Regions from separate parts of the Homo sapiens genome. Here region 1 is linked to region 2. A link is a loop called in an ENCODE intact Hi-C map of the cell type or tissue named here. Cell type or tissue: endothelial cell of umbilical vein. All regions are shown on one strand. Links, peaks and the distances in the headings refer to the core of each region. The heading gives the core; the rest is flanking DNA. Region 1 holds the start of CATSPERT (catsper channel auxiliary subunit tau). Region 2 holds the start of CASP8 (caspase 8).

Evidence for each region. Hi-C counts contacts between places; a loop is a spot of excess contacts. Peaks named below come from ENCODE experiments on the same cell type or tissue, not always from the same donor. Only the 100,000 strongest peaks of a DNase experiment are listed, where the experiment ranks them.
Region 1: it touches region 2 in a loop (3-fold over the local background); 2 of 110 quality-filtered maps call a loop at or near these places.

What each region holds. Positions count from the first base shown.
Region 1 is chr2:201,615,002-201,623,001 of GRCh38, forward strand. It overlaps CATSPERT (catsper channel auxiliary subunit tau), which reads right to left and starts at 4,177. Exons shown (of 16, transcript NM_001168221.2): 1 at 3,899-4,177. The coding sequence starts at 4,129. It overlaps TMEM237 (transmembrane protein 237), which reads right to left. Exons shown (of 13, transcript NM_001044385.3): 13 at 5,185-8,000. It also overlaps the pseudogene ENO1P4. In endothelial cell of umbilical vein, for the core only: CTCF peaks have their summits at 4,249 and 4,448; DNase peaks (open chromatin) are centred at 4,250, 6,470 and 7,420; H3K27ac peaks cover 1,731 bases.
Region 2 is chr2:201,253,049-201,263,873 of GRCh38, forward strand. It overlaps CASP8 (caspase 8), which reads left to right and starts at 7,488. Exons shown (of 9, transcript NM_001372051.1): 1 at 7,488-7,565. RefSeq lists enhancers at 4,533-4,582, 5,063-5,192, 5,152-5,296, 5,293-5,352, 5,373-5,792 and a cis regulatory region at 5,224. In endothelial cell of umbilical vein, for the core only: no CTCF peak of the experiment used is centred there; DNase peaks (open chromatin) are centred at 4,923 and 5,293; H3K4me3 peaks cover 1,495 bases; H3K27ac peaks cover 2,113 bases.

The sequences.
Region 1 (8,000 bases), core at 1-8,000, 360 kb after region 2:
AGAGCTATCCTAAATATGTATGCACCCAATATAGGAGCACCCAGATTCATAAAGCAAGTCCTTAGAGACCTACAAAGAGACTTAGACTCCCACACAATAATAATGGGAGCCTTTAACACACCACTGTCAACATTAGACAGATCAATGAGACAGAAAGTTAACAAGGATATCCAGGAATTGAACTCAGCTCTGCACCAAGCAGACCTAATAGACATCTACAGAACTCTCCACCCCAAATCAACAGAATATACATTCTTCTCAGCACCACATCACACTTATTCCAAAATTGACCACATAGTTGGAAGTAAAGCACTCCTCAGCAAATGTAAAAGAACAGAAATTATAACAGACTGTCTCTCAGACCACAGCATAATCAAACTACAACTCAGGATTAAGAAACTCTCTCAAAACTGCTCAACTACATGGAAACTGAACAACCTCTTCCTGAATGACTACTGGGTACATAACGAAATGAAGGCAGAAATAAAGATGTTCTTTGAAACCAATGAGAGCAAAGACACAACATACCAGAATCTCTGGGACACATTTAAAGCAGCGTGTAGAAGGAAATTTATAGCACTAAATGCCCACAAGAGAAAGCAGGAAAGAACTAAAATTGACACCCTAACATCATAATTAAAAGAACTAGAGAAGCAAGAGCAAATGCTTTCAAAAGCTAGCAGAAGGCAAGAAATAACTAAGATCAGAGCAGAACGGAAGGAGATAGAGACACAAAAAAACCTTCAAAAAATCAATGAATCCAGGAGCTGGTTTTCTGAAAAGATCAACAAAATTGATAGATCACTAGCAAGACTAAGAAAGAAGAAAAGAGAGAAGAATCAAATAGACACAGTAAAAAATGATAAAGGGGATATCACCACCGATCCCACAGAAATACAAACTACCATCAGAGAATACTATAAACACCTCTATGCAAATAAAGTAGAAAATCTAGAAGAAATGGATAAATTCCTGGACACATACACCCTCCCAAGACTAAACCAGGAAGAAGTTGAATCCCTGAATAGACCAATAACAGGTTCTGAAATTGAGACAATAATTACTAGCCTACCAACCAAAAAAACTCCAGGACCAGACGGATTCACAGCCAAATTCTACCAGAGGTACAAAGAGGAGGTGGTACCATTCCTTCTGAAACTATTCCAATCAATAGAAAAACAGGGAATCATCCCAAATTTATTTTATGAGGCCAACATCATTCTGATACCAAAGCCTGGCAGAGACACAACAAAAACAGAGAATTTTAGACCAATATCCCTGATGAACATCGATGCAAAAATCCTCAATGAAACACTGGCAAACCGAATCCAGCAGCACATCAAAAAGCTTATCCACCATGATCAAGTGGGCTTCATCCCTGGGATGCAAGGCTGGTCCAACATATGCAAATCAATAAACATAATCCAGCATATAAACAGAACCAAAGACAAAAACCACATGATTATCTCAATAGATGCAGAAAAGGCCTTTGACAAAATTCAACAGCCCTTCATGCTAAAAACTCTCAATAAACTACGTATTGATGGGACGTATCTCAAAATAATAAGAGCTATTTATGACAAACCCATAGCCAATATCATACTGAATGGGCAAAAACTGGAAGCATTCCCTTTGAAAACTGGCACAAGACAGGGATGCCCTCTCTCACCACTCCTATTCAACATGGTGTTGGAATTTCTGGCCAGGGCAGTCAGGCAAGGGAAAGAAATAAAGGGTATTCAATTAGGAAAAGAGGAAGTCAAATTGTCCCTGTTTGCAGATGACATGTTTGTATATTCAGAAAACTCCATCGCCTCAGCCCAAAATCTCCTTAAGCTGATAAGCAACTTCAGCAAAGTCTTAGGATACAAAATCAATGTGCAAAAATCACAAGCATTCCTATACACCAATAACAGACAAACAGAGAGCCAAATCATGAGGGAACTCCCATTCACAATTGCTTCAAAGAGAATAAAATACCTAGGAATCCAACTTACAAGGGATGTGAAGGTTCTCTTCAAGGAGAACTACAAACCACTGCTCAATGAAATAAAAGAGGACACAAACAAATGGAAAAACATTACATGCTCATGGATAGGAAGACTCAATATTGTGAAAATGACCATACTGCCCAAGGTAATTTATAGATTCAATGCCATCCCCATCAAGCTACCAATGACTTTCTTCACAGAATTGGAAAAAATACTTTAAAGTTCATATGGAACCAAAAAAGAGCCCACATTGCCAAGACAATCCTAAGCCAAAAGAACAAAGCTGGAGGCATCATGCTTTCTGACTTCGAACTATACTACAAGGCTACAGTAACCAAAACATCATGGTACTGGTACCAAAACAGAGATATAGACCAATGGAACAGAATAGAGCCCCCGGAAATAATACCACACATCTACAACCATCCGATCTTTGACAAACCTGACATAAACAAGAAATGGGGAAAGGATTCTCTATTTAATAAATGGTGTTGGGAAAACTGGCTCGCCATACGTAGAAAGCTGAAACTGGATCCCTTCCTTACGCCTTATACAAAAATTAATTCAAGATGGATTAAAGACTTAAATGTTAGACCTAAAACCATAAAAACCCTAGAAGAAAACCTAGCCAATACCATTCAGGATATAGGCATGGCCAAGGACTTCATGACTAAAACACCAAAAGCAATGGCAACCAAAGCCAAAATCGACAAATGGGATCTAGTTAAACTAAAGAGCTTCTGCACAGCAAAAGAAACTAGCATCAGAGTGAACAGGCAGCCTACAGAATGGGAGAAAATTTTTGCAATCTATCCATCTGACAAAGGGCTAATATCCAGAATCTACAAAGAACTGAAACAAATTTACAAGAAAAAAACAAACAACCCCATCAAAAAGTGGGCAAAGTATATGAACAGACACTTCTCAAAAGAAGACATTTATGCAGCCAACAGACACATGAAAAAATGCTCATCATCACTGGCCATCAGAGAAATGCAAATCAAAACCACAATGAGATACCATCTCACACCAGTTAGAATGGCAATCATTAAAAAGTCAGGAAACAACAGGTGCTGGAGAGGATGTGGAGAAATAGGAACGCTTTTACACTGTTGGTGGGAGTGTAAACTAGTTCAACCATTGTGGAAGACAGTGTGGCGATTCCTCAAGGGTCTAGAACTAGAAATACCATTTGACCCAGCCATCCCATTACTGGGCATATACCCAAAGGATTATAAATCATGCTGCTATAAAGTCACGTGCACACATATGTTTATTATGGCACTATTCACAATGGCAAAGACTAGGAACCAACCCAAATGTCCATCAATGACAGACTGGATTAAGAAAATGTGGCACATATACACCATGGAATACTATGCAGCCATATAAAAAGGATGAGTTCATGTCCTTTGTGGGGTCATGGATGAAGCTGGAAACCATCATTCTCAGCAAACTATCGCAAGGACAGAAAACCAAACACTGCATGTTCTCACTCATAGGTGGGAATTGAACAATGAGAATACTTGGACACGGGGGGGGAACATCACACACCACGGCCTGTCGTGGGTTGGGGGGAGGGAGGAGGGATAGCATTAGGAGATATACCTAATGTAAATGACGAGTTAATGGGTGCAGCACACCAACATGGCACATGTATACCTATGTAACAAACCTGCACGTTGTGCACATGTACCCTAGAACTTAAAGTATAATAAAAAATAAAAAATAAAAATAAAAAAAAGGAATTGCTATAAACGAAAAAAAAAAGGATTAAAGGGTTCAATGTGTGCCAATTGAAGGGAGATGCAATTGGCACACATTGAACCCTTTAATCCTTTCACCACCCTCCAGGTGCCCTGCTGGCCCCGGTCCTCCAGGTGCCGGCCAGGCCCCCGCTCACTCACGTTCAGCAGCCGGTGCCCGGTGCCCTCCTGGTTCTTGTTCTTAGGCAGGGCCGTCGTGCCCTGGTTCAGGGCGTAAGGGACCGAAGAAGCCTCCGACCCTTTAATGTGCATGATATCCGGGCTGCTGTAGGGATTCCTCTGCAATAGCGGGGTGGCGGACAGGACTTGGACCTGCCCGCTGCGGTTATCAAGTGTGCTGAAAGGCCTATTTGTCTCTTGGGGTGGCTCCATCTCTCCATCTTCTGCGGCCTGTCTGCGCCCAACCGACGGCCCGCTACTGCGCAGGCGCGGCCCTCCCGCAGCCTTTCTCACATTTTCCCAGCGCGTGCGTGCCGCCTAGTGACCCACTCAGGCCGGGCCCATGCTGGGAGTGGCTGGAGGCAGCTTTGGAAGCATGCGTGCTTAGCGAGCCTGGAGGGTCTGCTGCAAGCACTTGCCAGGCCATTTCAGTCTCCTTTAGAAGGAAATCAGAGCACGCTGGTGGAGAGCAAGGCCCCTCATGGGGCCCAACCACTTTAGTTCACTGTCTTGTCCGCCCTGTAGCCCTCACGAGTCCTTTTCTCCCTGCACCATTTCTTTCTAGAAGATTTACAGTGTCAGTCATTACTTCCTCTACACTGTCCCGTGAGCTCCAGACGTTAAATATCCAACAGTCTACTTTGACATCTTTACCCAATTGTTCCACAGACACATAACACGTTAATATTCATCTTCCCTCTTAAACCTCTAGTAGGTTCCAAACTCATTTGGTGCAGCAATGTCATATCCACAAAATCTTAAACATTCAGACACATTTTAAAATTCTGACCCTAAATATCTGAATCTTACTTACCTTTTCCCTTTATGGCACCTAATTTGGGACAACACACACACGAGACAATTGCAATGATTTACTCATGGGTCTGCCAACCTGCTGTCATCCATCCCTTTCACTGCCCCCGTATTAGTCCTTTGCAGTAACGAATGGAGCTGAAGGCCATTATCCTAAGCAGACTAACACAGGAACAGAAAACCAAATACCACGTTCTCACTTATAAATGCGAGCTAAACAATGAGAACACATGGACACAAAGAGGGGAGCAACAGACACTGGGGCCTACTTGACGGCGAAGGGTGGGAGGCGGGAGAGGATCAAAAACTACCTTTTGGGCACTAGGCTTATTACCTGGGTGATGAAATAATCTGTACACCCCCATGACACAAAATTTACCTATATAACAAACCTGCACATGTACCCTTGAACCTAAAAGTTAAAAATATAAATAAATGCAAACAGAACAAAACCAGAGAATTCCAGAACTTCTTTATTGTACATAAAAATCTGAATTTCTTAATATGGAAACCAAAGGTCTGCAAAATGTACTCTCCTAGCTCAGGATCATTATTTATTCCTCTTATTTTTGGAATCTATTCTTCTTTTATTCAAGGACCAACTCAAAGGTCAGCTTTTAGTTAACTCTTATATCCCCATACACATATCCTAAAGGCAGAGTTAACTGCTATATCCAAGCTACTTCTTGGCATATCCTTGTCAGCCTAAATAACAGAGAGGGAGACTCTCTGAAAGAAAATGATGTTTATTCAGGAGTAGGCATTGCAATAAGAATACAAGTGCCACAGTAAACTATGTGCATATACAGGGAGGTCAAGGAAGACAACGGTTTTTAAAGCAAAAATGATTGTTTTGAGAGAATTATCCTTGGCTACAAGGATCAATAACAAGGATGTTGCCAGTTGGACATTGGACAGGGAGTTGCTGGGCAAATGTCCTCATAGAAGTATTTTTTGTGTGTGTCAGGTTGTGATGGCCTTTGTGCAAGGTGTGGTTTTGTGCAGTCTTTTAATGATAGTCCTCATTATCAGACATCTGTGCATGAAAATCGTCCTTTCACGGCCTTCCCCAGCTCTATTTGTTAGGATTTTTAACACAATGACCAGAACTTGATTTTGACAACTTTCACATCCTATTAGTGGGCTCACACTGTTAGTTGCTAATCTCAAAAGATAGAGTTCTTTAGGGGCAGGAACCTGCACCTCACCTTGTGCTCCTCAGAGTACATGGCCCAATATCCCAAGGCCCTTAACACATTTGTCATTATTTCAGATTTATACTATGTGGTGTGTTAATTACTGCACCCCATGAAACTTGCTGTCCAGCAGCTCACTCTGTTCTTAGGGTTCATGTTATGCAACATAAAGTACACAGCATCACAGATGAAGTCATATTTTTTTAAAAAATCTAATCAAACCACCAGACCTAACCTCCAGTCTATAGGAAATTCAGGAGATTGAGGAACAAATTAAGTGATGTCATTAGGAAAAAGTCAGACAATTAAAAAATGTAGGTGAGGCACTCTAAAGCAACTAGCTTGGACTCTTCAAAAAATTGTCATGGGAAATTAGAATGGTACCGCCAACTCTGGAAAACAGCTTGGCAGTTTGTAACTACATACAACCCATCAGTTTCACTCCTGGGCATTTATCTTAAAGAAATGAAAACTTAATGTTCACACAAAAACTTGCACATGAATGTCCACAGCAGCATTATTCACAGACTGGAATGAGCCCAGATATCCTTCAATAGGTCAATGAGTTAAACCAAACAAAACAGTAAAAGGAAATGAACTATTGATACACACAACAGCTGAGATGACTCAGAAAAAAAGAGATCAACAGAAAAAAAGCGAATCCCATAAAATTACATACTGTATGATTCAATTTATAACATTATTGAAATGACAGAGTTTTAGAAACTGAGCTCTTTGTACCTGGCCAAGGGCTCTGATCAGCAAGGTGCCCCTGTGTTATCTACCCAGTGCAGTGCTTCACCAGGATGGCAATAAAAGTATTTTAAGTCAGTGAGTAATGAGAAACCATGATGCCCTACCAATTGGACTGGATCAGCTTGCATGTCAATCTAGTCCACTGTAAGCTGGAGAAAGTTACATGAATTCTCATCGACGGCCTCAGCAATGTGCCTCAAGTGTCACTGTGAGATCATTCCCTGCTTCCTGGAGACATGCATTAGCAGTGAACTTCTTCCAAACTTCCCTGTCATCACAGTCAAACAATTTTTGAGACACACCAGAAACACCAGGGAAAACAGAGTCCTCTGTACAAGTCCTTAATCAGGGAATACTCAATGTTTTTCCCTGATGAAGGACTTGTACAGGGCCACTAGCTGCTCAGGTTTATATGCCTCCTGGGTCATTACGAGATCTGAAGTCTAAGTTGTACTTCCCAGACCTGGAAGAATACAAAGGCAACTATGCCCATGGCAGTTACATATTATCAATGTAGCCAGCTTTCCCAAGTGCATTCCACAGCAGCTCTAGCCTTCTTTATTCTCTAGGATATATAGCTTTCTATTGCTGCCATAAGCAATCACCACCAATTTAGCAGCTTAGTCAACATACACTTGCTATCTTACAGTTCTGTATGTCAAAAGTATGACATGGGCAGCACCAGGCCAAAACCAAGGTATCCACAGAGCTGCCTTCCTTTCTTGGCTCTAGGGGAGGATTTGTTTCCTTGCTCATTTGGGATACTCATAGAACTCAGTTCCTTGTGGTTATGTGACTGAAATCCATTTCCTTGCTCATTGTTGGCCAAGGGCCGTACTCAGCTGCAAGGTCATCACTCTCCTTGGCTCATGGCCCCCTCTTCCATCTTCAAAGCCAGCAATATCATAACTTCTGACCTCTCTGACCACAGACATAAAAGGCTTTCTTCTCTGCTTTTAAGGACTCATAAGATTACACTGGACCCTTCTGGATAATACAGGATAATGTCCCCGTTTTAAGGTTCATAACCTTAATCATATCTGCAAATCCCTTTGGCCAAGTAAAGTAGTATATTCACAAGTTCCAGGGATTAGGACATGGACATCTTTAGGAGACATTATGCAGCCTACCACAATCCCCCACATTGGCAGCAGCTTTCTCACATTTCTCTTTGATGACACGGCTCAAGTGTGCTAAGCCTTGGCTCTAACGAGCATGGCTTCCCTGAAGTTTGCTGACGGGGAAGATTATGAACTCCTATACTGCCAGCTTATTGCCAGATTGAGAACCATTGCTGGTCACAGTGAAAGCTGGAACTA
Region 2 (10,825 bases), core at 1,488-9,487:
ATCATAGCTCACTGCAGCCTTGAACTCCTGGGTTTAAGCAATCCTCCTGCCTCAGCCTCCTGAGTAGCTGGGACCACAGGTGTGCACCACCACTGCACCACCACACCCGACTAATTTTTTTGATTTTTGGTAAAGACAGTATGTTGCCCAGGCTGATCTTAAACTCCTGAGCTCAAGTGATCCTCCCACTTCAGCCTCTCAAAGTGCTAGGATTATAAATGTGAGCCACTGCACCTAGCCTGATCTTTTTTTTTTTTTTTTTTTTTTTTTTTTTTAAGAAACAGTCACTAGTGCTGTATGTAGGTTACAGTAGCTATGTAGGCCCTTCAGAGTCACTTCACTTTTCTGAGCTTTCGTTTCTTCAACGTCTTCCTGTCTGTAAGACACATGCTCTTCTACCCCTGAGACCAAAAAATGTTACCAGTGAGGATCTAATGATATAAAATAGGGAAAATGCTTTAAAACTGCACAGTGCTTAACAAATGCACTGTTATTATATCATTAAAAGTGACTCCTGGGTGGTGGGAATGGTTGCATAACGACGTGAATGTACTTGATGTCACTTAAAACTGGTTACAATGGTAAATTTTATGGTATATATATTTTACCACAATTAATACATTTTAAAAGATGGTTCTTGACAATTATTCTTAGCGTCTGAGGTGCCCCATTTCTTGGGTATGGGCATATAGTGCCTCAAGAATATTGGGGATCCTCACCTCTTCTATGCCCAAACCTTTAAGAAAATTCTGGGCCAGGCGCAGCGGCTCACAGCTGTAATCCACCACTTTGGGAAGCCGAGGTGGGTCGATCACCTAAGGTCGGGAGTTCGAGACCAGCCTGACCAACATGGAGAAAACCCGTCTCTACTAAAAATACAAAATTAGCTGGGTGTGGTGGCACACACCTGTAATCCCAGCTACTCGGGAGGCTGAGGCAGGAGAATCGCTTGAACCCAGGAGGCGGAGGTTGCGGTGAGCCGAGATTGCACCATTGCACTCCAGCCTGGGCAACAAGAGCAAAACTCCATCTCAAAAAAAAAAAAAAAATTCTGGAAAAGCTAGGTCAGTGACATGAATATTGGAATCAGAGTCTAACAAACTCAATTTCTTCCTTTCTAAATCCGTGGTACGGATTCATGTCTGCAGTAGTTTTTCTGAGAAAGCAGAAGGGGTAGGTATTGGCAATCAACAAGCTGCAGAGTATGCAGATTGAGGTCAGTAACTGTAAATGCCCCATGACTGTCTGATCATTTTAATACCAAAAGAAAAACTTAAAATCCCAGTTGCTAAAATCTTTGTCTTAGACAACTCTTTGAGCCTCTCCCTACAAGGCCCAGAAAGGAATGAGATAGATGTGAATGGAATCTGTTTTCCCTTCCCTTGCCACGCTCTGGAGGAGGAGTCTAGGGCAGTAGCCAAGGCCAGCTGCCAGTCAAGGAAAGGGGAGCGGCCCCGTTGAATCCACAAACCACACCATCCTGGCCCATGGGTTATATACAAACTCCCACATTGGCAACAAACAAAGGGCATGCACATTCAGGGGATTTTGCTTTCACTGTGAGTGTTTATCTTTGAAGGGTGTCACATCAAGATGAATGGGAAGGGTGTGTTGCAGTTGAGCTGAGGTTTGGTCTTTCTTGGCTTTTTTAGGGACACTTACAGGTCCAAATCTGCTTTCAGCCGGCTGGTGGACATGGTAGGAGACACAGTAGTCTCAGGACCAGGCCTCCAGGTGGGAGCTGAGATTCTAGAGGGTGGAAACCACTTGGAGATTGAGTCAAAGCAGACCTGTCCTCATTCTGTGCTGGGCAGGAGCCAGCTCTCCATGTCCCTGCAGCTCCAGCAACACCTCCGGATCTTTCAGCTTCCCTGGGACTAAGGACCATGCACATTATTAATTCTGATATAAACAGTCACACAGGCACATGTCTCAAGATGAGGGTGAGAAGTTGGTTACAGCAAATGAAGTAATAATGATCTTTGTGCTTCACAATAGGAATTCAACCAACCTGAGGTTTATAATTCACTTATTAACACTTTTTATTTTTGTTGAGACGGAGTGTCCCTCTGTCACTCACGCTGGAGTGCAATGGTGTCATCTCGGCTCACTGCAACCTCCGCCTCCTGGGCTCAAGTGAGTCTCGTGCCTTGAGTGGCTGAGACTACAGGCACATGCCACCATGCCCAACTAATTTTTTTGTATTTTTAGTAGAGATGGGGTTTTGCCATGTTGGCTAGGCTGGTCTCAAACTCCTGGCTTCAAGTGATCCGCCTACCTCAATCTCTTCAAGCGCTGGGATTACAGGGGTAAGCCACTGTGCCTGGCCATAATTCATTTATCAGTCATATATATATACACACACACTGGGAGAATCTAGGGTCAGTGCCTTACAAATGGCACAAGTTGAAGCCCTGAGACTCCCACTCCTACCCTGCTCCCCCCATTCTCAGTACTGCTCCTCAGATGCCTCCAGCAGATCATCCATTTCTGCTAGGCTGGGCCTGGGTACATGCAGGGAGATGTGTACAGGGGCTAAGAGCAGAAACTTTTGAGTGAGACACTCCTGAGTTCATGCACTGGCCCTGCCATTTGTCAGCTAATTGATGTTGCATTTAATTGCATCATCTGTATGTAAGCCTAATAATTTATAGCCATCTTAGAGATGTTGTGAGCTTAAATAACATAGTAGTGAATATTTATTTATTTGTTTATTTATTTATTTAGACAGGGCCTCGCTCTGTCACCTAGGCTGGAGTGCAGTGGTGTGATCATAGCTCACTGCAGCCTTGACCTCCCACACTCCAGTTATCCTCTCACCTCAGCCTCCTGAGTAGCTTGAGACAACAGATGCATGCCACCATAACTGACTAATTTTTTAAAATTTTCTGCAGAGACAGTGTCTCCCTATGTTGCCCAGGCTGGCCTCGATCTCTTGGGCTCAAGCGATCATCCTGCCTTGGTCTTCCAAAGTGCTGGGATTACTGGTGTGAGCCACTGCACCCACAGCCTATTTATTGAGAAATGTGGAAGGCCCAGGCACTATTCTAAGTGCTCCAGCTGTTTTATCTCCCACAGTTTTGCTCAGATAGGAGTTCCAAAGCTGGAGCTGGAAGACTCATATTTTTAGAAATGTTACAGTTAATTCTGAGGTGGGTCAGATTGAGATTCATGGCTATGCATTAATGTTTAGGTGGTGACTAACCACTCAGGGTTTTAGAGACAAACAGACCTTATTCTGTCACTCACTGACTGAGCGTGGCCAAGTCTTTCAGCCTCTCTAAGCCTCAGTGTCCTCATCCATAAAATGGGACCAATCGTAGCATCCACTTCTGAGAACTGTTCAGAAGTGGAAATGAGCTAGTTTAGGTGGCTGTGTCTGGCATACGCCAATGGTTTGATAAGTATTAGCTTGTGCCTTTATTAGGCCAACTCCTTTTTGTTAGGTGACTGAGAAACCAAGGACCTTCTGCCCTTTATGCACCAGTCACTATTAGTTTAAATTTGTTGCTCTTCCATCCACATGATTCATTCCAAATTTGAAGTGTTGGAGAAAGGGAGTTAGTATGTCATAGAAAAATCTCTGTTTTTGGCTCAGCAGGACTGAGTTTGACTCCATGTAACTGTCTGAGTCTTAGTTTCCTCATCCATAACATGGGAGAACAATACCCTGAATTAGAGAATTCTGCTGCCAGAATTAGAGATAGTTCATGTCAAGGTGCAACATATAGGTAATGTGTTATTGCTGGTGTTCTGGTTATAAAATGTACAAGATGTGAAAGCAAAAGGGCAGAAAACCCTTTTTAAAAATTCATGGCTGGGCGCGCTGCCTCATGCCTGTAATCCCAGCACTCTGCCAGGCCGAGGCGGGTGGATCACCTGAGGTCGTGAGTTTGAGACCAGCCTGACCAACATGGAGAAACCCTGTCTCTACTAAAAATACAAAATTAGCCGGGCATGGTGGCGCATGCCTGTAATCCCAGCTACCCAGGAGGCTGAGGCAGGAGAATCGCTTGAACCCGGGAGGCGGAGGTTGCTGTGAGCCGAGATGGCACCATTGCACTCCAGCCTGGGCAACAAGAGCGAAACTCCGTCCCCCGAACAAAAAATTCAAATGGGAAAGAGAGGCAGATGGCAGAGAACAGGGGAGGGGCTGGGCACCGTGGCTCATGCCTGTAATCCCAGCACTTTGGGAGGCCAAGGCGGGTGGATTTCTTGAGGTCAGGAGTTCAAGACCAGTCTGACCAACATGGTGAATCCCCATCTCTATTAAAAATACAAAAATTAGCCGGGGGTGGTGGTGGGTGCCTGTAGTCCCAGCTACTCGGGAGGCTGAGGCAGGAGAATCACCTGAACTCAGGAGGTGGAGGTTGCAGTGAGTCAAGATCGCACCACTGTACTGTTGCCTGGGCAACGCACCGAGACTCCGTCTCAAAAAAAAAAAAAAAATGAGAGAACAGGGGAGGGTCTAGGGCTCAGAGCTTTGGAGAACAGACCTCAGTAGCACCAACACTCCAGGATCAATGCTACAAAGACACGGGTTACAACTAAACTGGAGAACATGGCCAAGGATGGGAACTCAGCCTGAGCAGGGCTGAGCCGAGCAGGGCTAAGCCAAGTAGGGCTGAGCCAGAACACTTCCTCCTTTTTTCTGAACAATCTACCTACATTTCAGCTACAGGGCTGGCTTTACCCAGTCCGGCGGGAGGGAGGAGAGGGCTGGTCTGTGACTTCAGTGCTGAGGTTTGATCAAGGCAAAGGGAAACTTCCTATTCCCAGACCCTTTGCAAGAAAGAATGGCATATTACTTGCCACCGACAGGGGTTATTATTACTAAATGGAGTCAGTATAAATGCTTTCCAATAAAGCATGTCCAGCGCTCGGGCTTTAGTTTGCACGTCCATGAATTGTCTGCCACATCCCTCTTCTGAATGGTTGGAAATTGGGCATCTGTTCCTTTAAACAGGAAACATTTCTTGTTCGAGTGAGTCATCTCTGTTCTGCTTTAGGAGTAAAGTTTACCCTGCAGTTCCTTCTGTGGTGAAGTTTTCTCTTTCTCTCGGAGACCAGATTCTGCCTTTCTGCTGGAGGGAAGTGTTTTCACAGGTTCTCCTCCTTTTATCTTTTGTGTTTTTTTTCAAGCCCTGCTGAATTTGCTAGTCAACTCAACAGGAAGTGAGGCCATGGAGGGAGGCAGAAGAGCCAGGGTGGTTATTGAAAGTAAAAGAAACTTCTTCCTGGGAGCCTTTCCCACCCCCTTCCCTGCTGAGCACGTGGAGTTAGGCAGGTTAGGGGACTCGGAGACTGCGATGGTGCCAGGAAAGGGTGGAGCGGGTGAGTGCCTGTTGCCAAGGTGGCCTCTTCAACAGGAAACCACAATATTTTTGTTTCTTGACTTGCTCTAGAAACAGGGCTGTGGGGGTGGGGAAGCAACTTGGATCTGCCCTTCTGAGGACACCTCTGGGTGCTGCCTGGCCCAGGTCTCCTGTGTGGTTTCTCTCTGAGCCGTTGCCTCTGACTTTGCTACTTTTTCACTCTGAGCAGTCTCCAGTTCCTCTGCTACCTTTTTGTCCTCCAAGCTTCCCTGCCGCCTCGAATGCAGATACACGGTCTCCCTCCTGTGGACCCGTTTGGAGAGTCCAGAAGACTTTATCAATCCACTTTTTTTTCTTTTTCATTTGGCCCTGGGGCCGACGGTTAAGTACTTTATTCTGTCATTCTGTCGAATCACGATGCCCTGAGGTGCACAGCCCCTTCCCCCTCTTCCGTGTCTGAAGGGTTTCCTTTTATCTCTCCACCCCCACCCTTGCCCTCCTGCCCTCTCTCTTGTTCCCCAAAGACAGTTCTCTAATGTTTTGATGTGGATTCGTGAATTTATCTGTATCTTTGCAAAATGTATTTTTCTTTTGTATGTGTACACTGTTTTTTAACTATGCGATCTCAGGCAAGTAATTCCTCTGTGCCTCTGTTATCTCATCATTAAATGATTAATAATGCCTCCAGAGGTGACTGTGAGGCTTGAAGGAGATAATACGCATACATCACTTACTACACGAGTTAGCAATTATTATTGCATATTAATACTATTGGTATTTTATTTTGCTCATTCTGTTTCTATTTCTTTTTTATTTATTTATTTTTTGAGACAAAGTCTTGCTCTGTCACCCAGGCTGCAGTGCAGTGGTGCAATCACGGCTCACTGCAGCCTCAACATCCTGGGATCAAGCAATTTTCCCATCTCAGCCTTCAGATTAGCTGGGACCACAGGCGCGTGCTACCACACCTGGCTAATTAAAAAATTTTTCTTCATAGAGATGGTGTCTCATTTTGTTGCCCAGGCTGGTCTCAAACTCCTATGCTCAAGGGATCCTCCCACCTTGGCCTCTCAAAGTGCTAGGATTACATGCATGAGCCACGGTGGCCATCCAGGCATTGATATTATGAGGCCATCTTGACCTAGCCCTCTCTGGTGAAGAGTCCTTTTCAGATACTTCGTTCAGTCTTCTCAGCTATGAGTCCCTACCCTCTGAAAGCTTATATTCTATTTGGGGAAAGACAAAAGGCAGTTTCAAAGAAGAGAGGTGTTTGATTTTCTTTTCCTACTTTTAATATCAGAAAACATTTCATCTAACTCTCAGTATGAAGGCAATATTTTGTTTACTGGTATATCCCTAGAGCCCAACATGGTGAGGGCCCCAGGATTTGCTTCTTTGATAAGATGGTAAACCCAGCTTTCAGCTAACTTCATGGTTTCCTCAGCTACACTCATATACAAGGATCACCTTTGGTAAGATGGACTTACCATCTTACCAAAGAGTTTTTGCATTTTAGAGTTTTTTCTTTTTAGATTTTTTTCATTTTAGAATTTTTTTATTTCAGAGTTTTTTCTTTTTAGAGGTTTTTCATTTTAGAGTTTTTTCTTTTTAGAGTTTTTTTTTTTTTTTAATTTTAGAGTATTTTAGGCTGCTGAGGGTGGAATCTGGTGACCTTGGGGCCACAGAGATGCTCCTTGGCTAAACCAGGGGCTTTAGCTCTGAAAGTTCACAGCCACCCTGAGAACCAAGATGAGAGGGCTCTGCAGTGTCCAATCTCAAGACCTCTCTGAGGTGCTCCATCAAGATTCATTGAATGAAAAAATTAAAGTCTTAATGATGAACCCAGAAAAATCTTTAAATCCTAAATATGAAATGAAAGTGTTCTTAGTTACAATCCAGTCCAACGTCCTTGTTTTGGAATGTGGAAATGAGGCCCCAAAGGTAAAATGGCCCATCCAAAGTCACAGCCAGGGGCCAGTGCTCAGGTGGCCAGGTGCCCTGCGTGCGGTCTCCTGGACCACCAGGCCTTTTTCCTGCAGCTTTAGAAGCTTTAGAAGGCACTCTGCTCACTCAGGGGCAAGTGGTAAGCGCTCTTTCCCCTCTAGTGTTTGTGACTCAGGAGTTTCGAAACAGGAAGTAGAGCTGGCTGGCTGTGCCCTTCCGTCCTTCATTAGACGTTTGCTCTTGTCTTAGATGCTCAGATGGTAGTGGATAGGCCTGTGACGAAGGTGCTACCATCGTGAGAGTAAGGTAAGGATTTGCCTCTTTGTTAAGGTCAGAGGGGCCTTTTGGGAGGAAGGCCTTTGATTCTGGAGTTTTCTAGGCTGCTGAGAGTGAGATCGGGTGGCCCTGGGGCCATGGAGGTGATCCTCGTATGTGAGTGTGGATGGGGAAACCATGAAGTTAGTGTAAGAGGTAGCAGTCCCTCTGAGAGCCTTGCCGAGGGCCGTGCAGTTTCCAGATCTGAAGGCCATTCTAGCTTAGACTGATGAAGTCCTAGGAGCTTCTGAAATGCTGCAAGTTTAACTACTTGTATAAAGGCCTCATCCTGATCCCAGTCAAACTTGTGAAATAATAGAAGCCAAAATTTAAATCTCTACTGACTTTGCTGCTACAGCTATCCTCCCACCAACACACATACCCACCAACATACACACTTGCCAACATAAACGCACACACACATACACACAAACACACCCATGTGGTCCTACTAATTCAATTATTTATTTTTTAAAGAAATTAAAAAAGACTGGGCGTGGTGGCTCTCGCCTGTCATCCCAGCACTTTGGGAGGTCGAGGCGGTGGTTCACCTGAGGTCGGGAGTTTGAGACCAGCTTGACCAACATGAAGAAACCCCGTCTCTACTAAAAATACAAAATTAGCCGGGCATGATGGCGCATGCCTGTAATCCCAGCTACTCGGGAGGCTGAGGCAGGAGAATCGCTTGAACCTGGGAGGTGGAAGTTGTGGTGAGCCGAGATCGTGCCACTGCACTCCAGCCTGGGCAACAAGAGCGAAACTCCGTCTCAAAAAAAAAAAAAAAAAAAAATTAAAAAGATACAGAACAGTTCAAAAAACAATATAATGGGAAGACTAGATAGACACAATCAGAGACCTGCACTTGTGGGGTTAAGAATTTACAGGTGAAGTTGCAAGTTTCATTCTGTTTGAAAATGATGGGATTATATGTTTTGCTGAGGTTTGGACACCTTTGCTGGGTTGTTTGAATGCCGTGGCTGCAGCGCCCTGTTATGGACATCATGTGCGTGCAGAATGGATGTCTGTCAGGTTCCGGGGCAGCCCGCAGTCTGAGGCAGCCAGCCTGGATTGGAGGGAGTGGCAATACTACCTGCCGGTTAGGGGTTTGGGCCTGAGAGCGAGTGGCTTTCAGGTTCTCTCAAGCTTCGGATGAGATGCAGGTTTCTGCTTCCGATGGCAAATGCATGTTTTGCTTTTTAGTTATCACTGCAAGAGCTAGGATGCTGCTAGAATATTACTGGAATGATTGTGATGAGATGGAATGTATTTACAGTTTAATTGTGACATGTAATACAGTGGTAGAATGGGACTCTGGAATGAGATGCTGGGGCCTAGATTCTAGCACTTCCTTTGTGAGGCTCTAACCCCCTCTCCTATAGTGGATTTGTTAAGAACTTCTGTTTTTGTGGCTTTGTTATTATAAAATTTTTTGAAATGTTGTTCTCTAAAAAAGTTATGATTTTATGTTTTTCTTCATGAGATTCTTTCACTGCCTTCCAGCTGCAAGTAGAATGACGTCTAAATCTTTGTGATCTGTCACTGAAGCCCTTGAGTGAGACACTTAAATCTGGCTGTGGCTCTCTCTCTTACTAGCTTATTTCCAAGCCGTGATTTTTCACAACAGAAAAATGGGGACAGTAATAGTAGTTTCTTCAGAGGCTTTTAGTGAAATGAGGTTAAAAAATATTTTTATGTTTATATGGATATATAGATTACAAACATTTATATATCATTTATTTATATGATTATTATAAACACATATTTATATTTAAATACTTTGGGGCATAAATATATAAAATAATAAATATACTTATGTAATACAAATAGACTTATATACATTTACTATTTAGCAGAGATTATATAAAATATATGTATTACATGGCAACATATTCAAATTTACATATGTTATATATACATGTGGAAAAAAAATTGGGAAAAGGCCACAAAATGTGACCAAAGAATTACTTCCAAATGGCAAGTTTTTAAGTAATTTTTATTTTCTTTTTATACTTCTCTGTACTTTCTCTATGAAACAAGTGTTACTTTTACTGTTTTTAGGAACCAAAAATACAAGTACATTGTTTAAAAAATACTAGCTTAACAAAGTTTCTAGCCCATAAGCTAGTGCAGAAAATCTAGGTCCCATAAAACAAGAACTGCCACACGATGTCTCTCCCCTTACAGTGCTGGATGGCCCGTTGTTAATGGTGTCATAAATCCTTTGCAAGTGACTGTTTTCTAGGTACTATGACTAGAGGGATGTGTAACTTAAGCAAAAAACAAAAAACAGAAAAGGCTGACTATCATCTGACAGTGTATCCTGGAACACCTAGGCCAGAGAAGAAGCCACGTTAGCATTTTCCCTTCTAAATGTCAGTTATGATTTGATGGGGAAACCACTTAAAAAGCATTGTCACGTTGTTGAAAAGGTAATGAAATGAGTGAGATGAGATGGCTATGGAGGACGGAGCTATGCGCCAATCTTATTATATCCAAATTCATGTCATCTCAGCCTTGGATTGTATTGATTTTTATTATATACTGTCAGAAAATGCTATTGAATGTGTAACAAGAGCCTCAAAAAGGTTTATTCATTTTGACACCATAATACTACTTTTAGGAAATTATTCTAAGAAAATAATTAGAGGTATTCTTAAAGATTTGCGTTTTAAAGTCATCCTAAATGTAATCAGGAACTGGCTATGTAAATTATAGCCCATCTCTAAGATTAAGTGCCTTACAGATATTAAAACCCATGCTGTAGAAGAAAAACTAAAGACAGGAAAGTACTTACAATACAAGATGTACTTACCAGTGGAAAAATCCACTTATACTACAGAAATATGATGTGTTCAAATATAAGGAAAAATGTGTATGCATAAAATATTTGGTAGGAAAGAGTAAAATATTACTGGGCATTTATATTTGGATGGTGGAATTATACATAATTTTAATTTTCCTTTTTATCTTTTCTGTATTGTCTAAAATGAATACACTAAGCATTGTTATCCTCAGAAAAAAATAATTGAGGGATGGGGGAAAGGAAGTCCTGCTTTCATTTGATTCTTTGGTTGGTTTTATTCTGTAAGATGAGACTTTAACAGAGGTTAGAATGCATTAAAAATTGTAAAGACAGTTGACCTAATGGCACTAAACAGGGTTAGATCTAGTTTAGATCTTTTCCAGCATGTGAATAAGAATGGATCTTTAAATAAAGATTTTAACTAGGTATATGTTTTAGAATAAGTCAT